3 separate regions of the Homo sapiens genome follow, and all the other regions are linked to region 1. The links are chromatin contacts, found by Hi-C or POLR2A ChIA-PET in ENCODE. All regions are on one chromosome and are shown on one strand. The core of a region is the stretch at or near the end of the contact, and the rest is flanking DNA. Distances in the headings are between cores, read along the strand shown. Region 1 overlaps LOC124903391. Region 2 holds the start of LINC00677 (long intergenic non-protein coding RNA 677). Region 3 overlaps EXOC3L4 (exocyst complex component 3 like 4).

Region 1 (3,045 bases), core at 270-2,769:
ATTGCCACCCTGCAGGATGCAACACTTTATGAGAAATAAGGCTGTCCTTTCTTCATCATCCTTCAGCTGACAGTATAATCGAGATTCCATATTGAGGATGTTCTATGCATTATTTATAGAAAAGTACATTCTGCAACAGCCACAAGCACCACTCTTTGGGGAGGCAGGAAGTTCAAGCTCAGCTAGTATTGGGGCCCTGCCCCTTGAGAGTTGTGTTGGACTGAGGAAAGTTCAGTGATACCCCATGCACAGGGAGAGGGAAAGTGTGACAGCCCCACTCTCAGCTCAGGCAGGGAGGTCCCCTGAAGTCCTGAGGCATCTGATTCAGCACCAGGCAGAGGGTGGCAGAGTTCACTCTGGAAGACAACCCCAGAACTTGTGGCCCAGCCCCCACTGTCCCACAACCTGCCCCTTCACCCTTGAAATCAAGAACTAGCAAGAAGGCTGGGTGAAGTGCCCCAGCATGGTGGCTCACGCCTGTAATCACAGCACTTTGGAAGGCTGAGGTGGGAGTATCACTTGAGGCTAGAAGTAGGAGACCAGCATGAGCAACATAGCAAGACCCCATCTCTACAAAATTTAAAGAATGTAGCTGTAGTCCCAGCTACAGGCTGCGGTTGTTGTGGGAATCAGGAGACTGGAGAGACAGGTAGGTGGGACATGAGAATTTTATTGAGTGCACTCAGACCCAGTGGATTAACATCCAAAAACTGGGCCCAGAACAAAGACAGCACTTGACTCATATACACACCTTTGAACGGGAGTGGGCTAGTTTGAAACAAGCTTACAGTGGCATGAAAGCAAGGATACAGAGACAGAACATAGGCAGTTAATCAAATTGTGACAGGTGCATAACCCAGGGTTACATGTAATTCTTGCTATGCAGTCCAGATGGCTGTTATCTAGGCTTGCTTAAAAGAGCCTTGCACAGGCTTATCTCATAACCTTCGCTATGGGGCCCAGAAGGCCGCAGCCCAGGCCTGCTCAGGCATGTTGTATAACCTTCACTGTGCTGCTTAGATAAAACAGAATACTTGAAGTTTCTAGTTACAGAAAACAAGAATCTATAAATTCATAAAACTTGCAGAGCAAGGTACAATCACATGGAGGGGGTTGGGGTTCGAGGGGGAACTTTTTCTTATCCTTATGTTGAGGGAGTGCTGGGAGAGTCTCCAGAGCACACTCCTTTGAGCCTCTGCTTCTTTGATGATGTTATCAAGACTTCGTCTGGGTCTGGGCTTTGTCTGTTACTGCCTTTGGGATGAGTCAGCCTAATATAGAAAGCTTATTTTTCTCTTTTTAAAATTTTATTATTCTTTCTTTCCTTAATTTCCTGCCTCACAGTGAGCTATGATCACACCACTGCACTCCAGCCTGGGTGACACAGCAAGGCCCTGTCCAAAAAAAAAAAAAAAAAAAAATCTGTGAAGTGAGAAAGATGAAGGCCCATGGGAGGAAGGGGGTGGGGAGGCCAGAACCTGAGGACCTTCTTTTTAAGTAGGGTGGCCCCAAGCTGGCTTTGCCCGGCTTCCCAGGTTCATGCCCACTGTCACGTGAATGGGCACTCTCTCACTTCCGAAGGTGACCAGGTTTGGATGGTGAGTTTTGTCATCACTCTGCTCTTAGGCCATGGTGTGAAGTCATGACTTTATCAAGTAGAGAGGGCTTAAGTGGAGGAGGGATGGGTGATTTACATTTTATAAAGTGCCCCGGGGGCTGGAGGGAGCTAGAGTGAAGGCCTGGGTATGAGCGACTCCAGGGGGACAGGGAGGGGAGTACCCGTCACTTAGGACCTCAGTCTGAAGTTCCCTGGCAGGTGTCCCCTTCACCTGCCCTTGAGCCTGGGGGCCTCCCTGCCTGGAGAGGCCCCAGCAACCCAGCCAAGCCTGACCTTGAGCAAGGCCTGGAGGCTGGATCTGAAATGGAGAAATTCCAGCATTTCTCAGGTTGGCCAAGAAGAGATCAGGTTACCTTCTGGTCCAAAGACAGAAAGGGCTCCCTTTGGAAGGGGGAGCAGAGCCACAGCCTGATCTAGGGACCCAGCTGGTGGTCAGGCCCAGTATGGGTGACAGGCCAAGCAGGCCTGGCAGTTCCCTGGGCCACCCTTGAGCCAGGCCTGGGACCAGGAGCTGGCGGGGCTGACCCGGCACCAGGACCCCCAGGAGCAAAGGCAGGGCCCAGACAAGAGGAGTGCAGGAGGTAAGGGACTTGGAGCGTGCCAGGCCTAGACTCCCGGGATCCCTGTCTCGGTGGCAGTGTGGCAGGCCAGGTCTCACTAACGCAGGCCTCCATTACAACTGTCCCAGCACTGACTGAGTAGCTAGATTAAACATTAAAAGCTGATAGAGCCAGTGCCCTTATACAAAGGCTGGAAAGTAACAAAGAGCCCACCGAGAGTTTTGCCTAGGCCTTCCCTGGGCCTTAAAGCAGGACAAAATAACAAATTAATTCTTATCAGGACCCTTTTAGGGTTAAACGAGTTTTTTTGTGGGTCTGAAGAAGCTCCCCACGCCTCCAGAAACAAGTTTATTGAGGGTCTGAAGGCACTCCCCAAACCTCCTGATTTAGCAGGAGACAAGATAAAGGTAATCCCCCCAGCATCTGGACCCATTTAGATTCAGTAACCTTATTGAGGCTCCAGAGGAAGGTCTTCAGGACTCACAGATGACCGTAAGTTCATCACTAATGTCTTCAGATGCATGCACACTTACACGTAGACATACCGCTTAGAAGGTATGTAAGTTCTGGAAAACTGTAATTTTGAGTTGGTCCGGTGATCATTTCCAGGCCTTTCTCCCTGTAACCAGTTGCAGAAAATAAAAACGCTCTTCCTCCTCAGTTCATCTGCATCTCGTCATTGGGCCCCGAGAAATAGCCGCCCCACTCTCAGTTTGGTCCGAGAACAGCGCGACAGTGGAGTTGGAGCCGCCCCGGGCGGGATTAAGCCGGGTGGAAGCAAGTCCAGGAGACGCCCGCCCCTCCCCCGCGCCACAGGACTCGCCAGCCCCGCCACGCCCTGACCCCTCGTCTCTCCTCCCCTCCCCT
Region 2 (2,971 bases), core at 202-2,701, 83 kb before region 1:
CCTGGCCTCTTGGGAACTGCTTTCTGCATCTGCGAGAAGAGGGTAAGGACTGCTCCTGCCCTATGGGCCCCATTGGCTGTCATCCCTTGGGCCTCCATGCTGCCCCATTTTCAGAAGACTTTCCTTGTCTTGAGGACTTCACGTATGTTACCATTGACCCTCATGCCTGAGCTTAGAGAGGGGAAGTGACTGGTGCAGACACAAGTCCAAGGCAGCAGCCTCGTTTCCCAATCCCCAGCCGGTGCTCTGGGCGGGCCACTGCCGTCAGTGGGGGACAAGGGTGGCAGCCCCGCCTCAGCCCTGCAAAGCCCGTGGAGACCAGGGGCTGCCTTCGAGGGGACAGTGGGGCCTAAGGCCTGACAACGCCCTCCTGGCAGATGCAGACTTCCCGAGCAATTTCCCGATCTGCTTGGGAATGGGAGGGGGGGTGAGGGGGTGGGGTGGGGGAACAGAGTCTGGCAGGAGAGGCTTGTGGGGATTGCACAATGAGGCCACAGCAGCCAGCCGTGAAGGCAGCCACCGGCCAGGGCCCCTCAGCCCGTATCCTCATCGCCCCTGTGTGGATGAACTCCATCTGCGCGGTGCCGGTGGAAGGACCCTCCCAGCCCCGGGACACCGCGGCTCTGTGGACTCATCTGAAAAATGTCATCCCTGGAGTCCTAGGAGAGAAGGGGTGGGGTTGGCAGCCTTAACGCCCCATCCTGCATCCTGGCGGCCTCCCGCATCCGCTCCCCCACAGGTTCCCCAGAGACAGGATGATGGATGGCAATCCGAGTGCAAACCTGGCGCTTGGCCAGCACTCTGGAAGAGGAAGTTCTCAGTTCCCAGGGCACCTGAACCCACAGCCGCCCCCACTCCGCTGGCCCCCCTGGTCCTGGAAGACCTGTTACTAGGCTGCAGAAGGGGTGGCGGAGTGATCAGGGGGCGGGGAAAGAGGCCAAACAAAAGAGGGGAGGAGCAGAGGCCCCAGTGAGGCAGGAGGGAAGCCCCTGCCCAGCGGGAAATTCCTAAATGTCTGGGTCCTTTCCAGAGGGCAGGAATTCCTAGCCTAGAGTGTGAAATAAGGAAGGAAGTGAATCTCCAGTGGGTTCCCTTCACAGCCCCTTTCCATCCTCCCCACATGCCCCACCCCCACATCTCCCAAAACAAACCCTGAGAGACGGTGTGGATGGGGAGACAGGCCTGGAAACGGAGGCCTGCGCTGAATGGGCAAAGCCGGGTTGATGATCCAGACGAGGCCCTGGAGTCTGGGCCTTGGGCCCCTCCCCTTCTGCCTGCTCCGGCAGCCTGTGGGTCCAGCCCCAGCCCCAGAGGGGGAAAGGCTCCAGTGGGAGTCCCATAGGCCTGGCTAGGAACCCCACTCCGCTACTTAAAGTGGTGTGAGCCGGGTCAGCCACTTCACCTTTCCGCATTTACGCATTTCAAGCAAGGCTTGACGACCGGAGGGGCTCAAGGCCCTGTGCACAGCCGCGCGGCCAGCACTCTGGCCAGCCTTGTAGCCCCCTTCCCCTTAGGGGGCCTCCTTCAGGAAGCCCCCGTCCCCTGCCTCCTTGTGGCCACGGTGACACCGGAACACTTCAGAGGGGCGGCTGGGGAGTTGGGGTGGGACGGGCTCTCCCGCAGCTGGAGCCGGTGTGTGACGCGGGAACGCGGCCAAGCGCGCCCCATCCAGGCGGCCTATCAGGAGCCGTCGTCGGACAATGGCTCCGCGCCTGACAACCCCGTCGTCCCCGTGCCGTCCCCCGAACTCCACATACCATGCGACGCGCGGCCAGCCCCCCGCCCCTGCCCGGCTGCTGGGAGGAAGTGACAGCGCCCCGCATCCCCCGCTGGGCAGGCCGGGCGCGCCCAGCCCCTGGGACGCAGGGACACAGCCGGGCCGCGCTGGGCCTTGGCCTCCGCCCGCGGGTTTTCCGCGGTTGCGGCGGGGCGGGGAAGGAGGGGCGGGCGGGGCGGGGCTGACTCTGCGACTATTTCAGGCCTTGCGGAACCCGGGCCAGGACAGTGGCGGCCAGGCCGGGACACGGTAAGTGACCTCCGCTTCCACACGTCCATTCCCCGCCGCTCCGCGCGGCTTCTCGCCCGCCCCTACCCCGAGGCCAGGCCGGATTCCCCGAGGAAAGAGCCTGTCGCCGCGGCGGGGACAGGAGGGGGCTGGACGCTTCCAGGGAAACTGAGGCCCTGGCGCGCCCAGCGTCCGCGCGTCCGGGCGCAGAGGGGCCAAGGCTGGCTGAGGGCCCGGGCCTGCCAGAGGCAGGGAGGGCGGGGCTGGGGCAGGCGCAGGGGTCTCCCCTCCATTACAGCAGAAAGGCCCCAGGTCCGGCGTGACTCCCCGGCCGGGCGACACAGGCCGAGTCACTTCCTCGCCCGTGCCCGGGTGTCCTCATCGGGGGATGGGTGCGCCTTCCACATCCTGCCCAGGACTGAAGGAGCCGGGCCCAGCGAGCTCCCGGGAGGTGTGTGGACATCAGCCCTGACGGGGAAGGCGAGCCAGGTCAGTGGACCTGAGGAGAGGCCGGGCAGCAGGAGGCTGGGGGGCGCTGTTGAGCCACTGGCTGTGACCCCTCTACGAGCCTCCCAGCAGGCCCCTTCCTGCCTCAGTGGGCCCAACCAGCGGCAAGGCTCAAAGGAACGCCCCTCCTCCCCTTCTTCCTTTCTGGCTGCACCGGCTCGCTGCTGCCTGCAGGACAGACTCAGGACACAGGAGACTCACCCCCACTGAGGCCCAGCTAGGCGCCCAGCACTTGGCTGTGCGGTTTGGCCACATCCCCTCAGCAGCACTGTGGGGTGGGGGTCCTCATCCCCTTTTCAAAGACGGGGAAACGGCGGCTTGTGAAGGAAGGAGGTGTGCAGTCCACACACTAGTGAGAAGTGTGCTGAGCCCACACCGAAAGCGTTTCTCTTTCCATGGCACCAGCTGCCTCGGAGAGCGGAGACCTGGGGCGAGGCCCAGGGGGCTGCAGCAGGACCT
Region 3 (3,062 bases), core at 510-3,009, 100 kb before region 1:
CTGGTTCACCCTGTGGCCCCCGGCGCGGGCTTGTGACCCGACAGGGCGGCCCTCATCCCGGACGGCGCGGGACGGGGTCTGGGAGGGTCTCACCACGGCCCATCCCTTCTCCCCCCAGGCCAAGATCGCAAGCTGCTTCGACAGCATCTTGCAGCTGGAGCAGAGTCACTGGGCGGCCGCCGAGGTCCCCGAGGTGCTGCAGGGCCTCTACCAGGCGCCGCTGTCCATGGACGTCCATATGGTGCGGCCCGGGAGCAGGGGCTGAGAAGGGGCGTCTGTTCAAGCCTCACGCACACGGTGGCGATTTCCAGAACGAATTCCTATCCAGTCCCAACCAACCCTTCCGTTAGATGGGAGCCTGAGGCCCCACGCGGGGGGAAATCGGGGACCCCCGGCGCGCCGACGGGCAGGGAGGCTGCTGGATGGGAGTTTGCGGGAGTTGACTCTCCAGTTGGGCGGCTGAAAGCTGGAGGGGCCAAGACTGACAGGCACAGCGGGGCGGGCTGGAGGCGCAGCGGGGGCTACCAGGGGACCCGCGGCCTCAGGTCGGGGGCTGGGAGGCACGCTCAGTGCGGGGCTTCGCTCGCAGCTCGTGGCCGAGCACGTGAAGGCGGCCGGCGCCATCTCCGCGGAGCTGGAGGCCACCACCCTGCGAATCTGCACGCGGGCGCTCGGCCTCTTCGTGCCCAGGTGCGGACGCATCCTCAGTAGGGGAGCGACCTGGCCGGGTGCGCTCTGCAGGTGGGAGGGAGGAGTCTGCGTAGGGACCTGATTGGGAGGGTGGACCCAGGGTCATCGCGCAGCTAGGGAGGGTCCCCAAAGGCTCTGTGTATCCCGCCCCAGGTTTGAAAAGGCTTTTCTGGCGTCGGAGGCGGTGAGCGAGCCGCACCTGGGCGCCTACATCAACGCCTGCGAGGAGCTCAGGTAGGGCTCGCCCGCTCCTGTGCGGGCGCAGCGTGGCCAGCAGGGGGCGCGCGAGCGCCGGGAACCTGGATGGAGGGGAGTGCGCGCGCGTGGAGGGGGCAGAGGTGAGGAGTGTGTGTGTGTGTTTGTGTCTGTGTGTTGGTGGATCTGAGGGGTGTGTGTGCGTGTGTGTGTAGCAGAGTTGGGGGGTGTGTGTGCGTGTGTGATGGAGCTGAGGGTGTGTGCCTGTGTGTGCATGCGTGGAGAGCTGAGGCTGTGTGTGTGCGTGTTTGGCAGAGCTGAGGGCTGTGTGTGTGTGTGTGTGTGTGTGTTGGAGCTAAGAGGTGTTTATGCATGTGCGTGTAGGGGTGGAGCTGAGTGGTGTGTGTGTGTCAGAGCCTAGATGCGTGTGTCTTGTGTGTGTGTGTCCATCCGAGCAGGGGCCCTGGGGGAGTGTGGATGGCTCTTCAAGGCTGAGCAGAGGCCGAGGGGTTCCAGCTCCCTGCCTGCTGCCCTGGGCTCCATTTTTCCCTCCCTTCATCCCAGGCAGCATTTCTTCCATCTTGGGACACCTCCTTCTCTGGGAAGCCTCCCTCAGCCTGCACCCTGGGCTTTGCTGGGGTGAGGTCTGGGTCTCTGTGTCCCCAGAAGGCAGACGCCCTCCCTGTGGGCTGGCAGTAGCTGTTGGCCTTCCGTGCCCTCAGCTCCAGGCCAGGCCTCAGCAGATGCGGCAGCGCCAGAGGCACAGACTGAGCCTCCCCATCTGGGTTTATCCTTTTTTAAAAGTGTGTAAATTTTAGTGTCCCGAAGTACTTCTCATTTGTCTGACTTCAAAGAACAGCTGTGCCACCTGCTGGCTGTGTGCTCCGGGACAAGCCACCTCCCCTCTGTGGCTCTTTTGCCACCTGTCAAATAGGATCAGAGCACCTGCTCCCTGGGGTGGTGTGGGACCTCTGTGCCTCAGGGGACTCAGTTCCCATTGGCTCTTTGTGAGCACTTCTCAGTGCCAGGCACTTTGTGGGTGCCTTCCCTGCCTGACACGTCTCATCCCAAGCGCAGTATACCCACGCACAGGTGCAGAGCACAGGCCTGGAAAGGAGGTGCCACTTGCCCGTGGCCACGTAGCCAGGAAGTGGTGGAGCTGGGACTTGAACTAGGCCTGCCTAAATCCAAAGCATGACCATCAGGCACTGCTTCTCCAACACTCTCGTCCTTAATCTGTGCCAGGCTTGTCCTTGGTGCTGGGACCCTGGGGTTTCAGCTCCAGGGAGCGTTCTCTGCCCCTTGGTAGGCAGCCTCTGGCCAAACCCTTGATGGAACTCCAGCCTGCTCTACTGTGTCCCTGGCTGCGGGGACTGCGTATAGCCTGGCCCTCAGTTTCCTCAACAGTGAAATAGGGACATGGTCACCTTCAGGGGGCAGTTATAAGGCTCAGGGTAGGGTATGTTCCAGGCATGGCTATGCCGCACTGTTTATCACCAAGAGGGATGGAAGGTCTGTCCCAGAGCTGCCAGAGGGGAACGGGTCAGCCACCCCTGACCCACCCCTTTGTGACTGGCTCCCTGGGCTTCTGTGCTGTCCCCCACTTGACTCTGCTCGCAGACAGCTACAATGGGGAGCCCCACGGGCTGCCCTTCACATTGTAGTCTAAGTGAGTGGAGCTGTGTGCCCGGCTCTATTCCCCAGCCTGGTCTCCCTTGCCCACCTCATCGCTGGTCCTGGCCCCTCCCCAGGACCAGTCTTCTCTCCAGGTTCCCAGGAACCCAAGAGGAGCTGGAGAAGCCCCTGGTGACGGCCACCTGCAGCTTCCAGAAGCACTTGCTTCAGGGCTTGCAGCGTGAGTTGCAGGTGACTGTGATAGGCCCTCTCTCCCTACTTCCCATGCCCAGCAGGCACCCCCTATTTCCTAGAGCCTGGGGGCCCAGGTCACAGCATTCATTTATTCCAGGGTGAGCTCATGGGTGTGTGTGTAGGGTAGTGGGCAGGGGACCCAGGTGAGGTCCCAGCTGAGCAGGGGCGGCTGGGAGACGCCTGCCTTCTCACTTCAGTCTCCAGCTCTTAGTGGTCACCCCCGAAGCCTGGGATGGTGGGTCCACGGATCCAGGCCCAGGGTCCTCACCCAGTCCCTCAAGGCTTCTCCAGGGCATGCCCTGAGCAGA

What was found. Hi-C counts contacts between places; a loop is a spot of excess contacts on that map. ChIA-PET counts read pairs that join two places held with the same protein, here RNA polymerase II (POLR2A). Pooled maps may share reads with other maps.
Region 2: a loop to region 1 is called in a map of vagina, with 3 times the contacts of the local background. The contact joins the promoter of LINC00677 here to the enhancer-like site in region 1. A Hi-C loop is called at or near these places in 2 of 168 maps with a recorded cell type or tissue (PC-9 and vagina) and 5 of 50 pooled maps. POLR2A ChIA-PET finds 5 or more read pairs at or near these places in 5 of 52 experiments (BJ, H1, K562 and 2 more).
Region 3: a map of PC-9 shows a loop between it and region 1 (4-fold over the local background). The contact joins two enhancer-like sites. A Hi-C loop is called at or near these places in 1 of 168 maps with a recorded cell type or tissue (PC-9) and 1 of 50 pooled maps. POLR2A ChIA-PET finds 5 or more read pairs at or near these places in 5 of 52 experiments (BJ, H1, HepG2 and 2 more).

What each region holds. Positions count from the first base shown.
Region 1 is chr14:103,204,237-103,207,281 of GRCh38, forward strand. LOC124903391 reads right to left here. Exons shown (of 2, transcript XM_047432044.1): 1 at 2,712-3,045. The coding sequence ends at 2,855. Among named protein-coding and RNA genes, the nearest start is that of LINC00605, 17 kb to the left of the region's middle. Within about 2 kb of position 1,520, at least 2 of the 41 ENCODE cell types and tissues checked have a DNase peak (open chromatin) inside an H3K27ac peak, as active enhancers do.
Region 2 is chr14:103,121,458-103,124,428 of GRCh38, forward strand. It overlaps LINC00677 (long intergenic non-protein coding RNA 677), which reads right to left and starts at 1,452. Exons shown (of 2, transcript NR_138038.1): 1 at 1,152-1,452. It overlaps TNFAIP2 (TNF alpha induced protein 2), which reads left to right and starts at 2,004. Exons shown (of 12, transcript NM_006291.4): 1 at 2,004-2,494. RefSeq lists enhancers at 935-1,467, 1,468-2,001 and silencers at 1,666-1,945, 2,246-2,295.
Region 3 is chr14:103,104,149-103,107,210 of GRCh38, forward strand. EXOC3L4 (exocyst complex component 3 like 4) reads left to right here. Exons shown (of 12, transcript NM_001077594.2): 5 at 119-241; 6 at 590-690; 7 at 844-924; 8 at 2,637-2,751. Among named protein-coding and RNA genes, the nearest start is that of EXOC3L4, 11 kb to the left of the region's middle. RefSeq lists an enhancer at 410-1,160 and a silencer at 1,035-1,194. Within about 2 kb of position 1,760, at least 2 of the 41 ENCODE cell types and tissues checked have a DNase peak (open chromatin) inside an H3K27ac peak, as active enhancers do.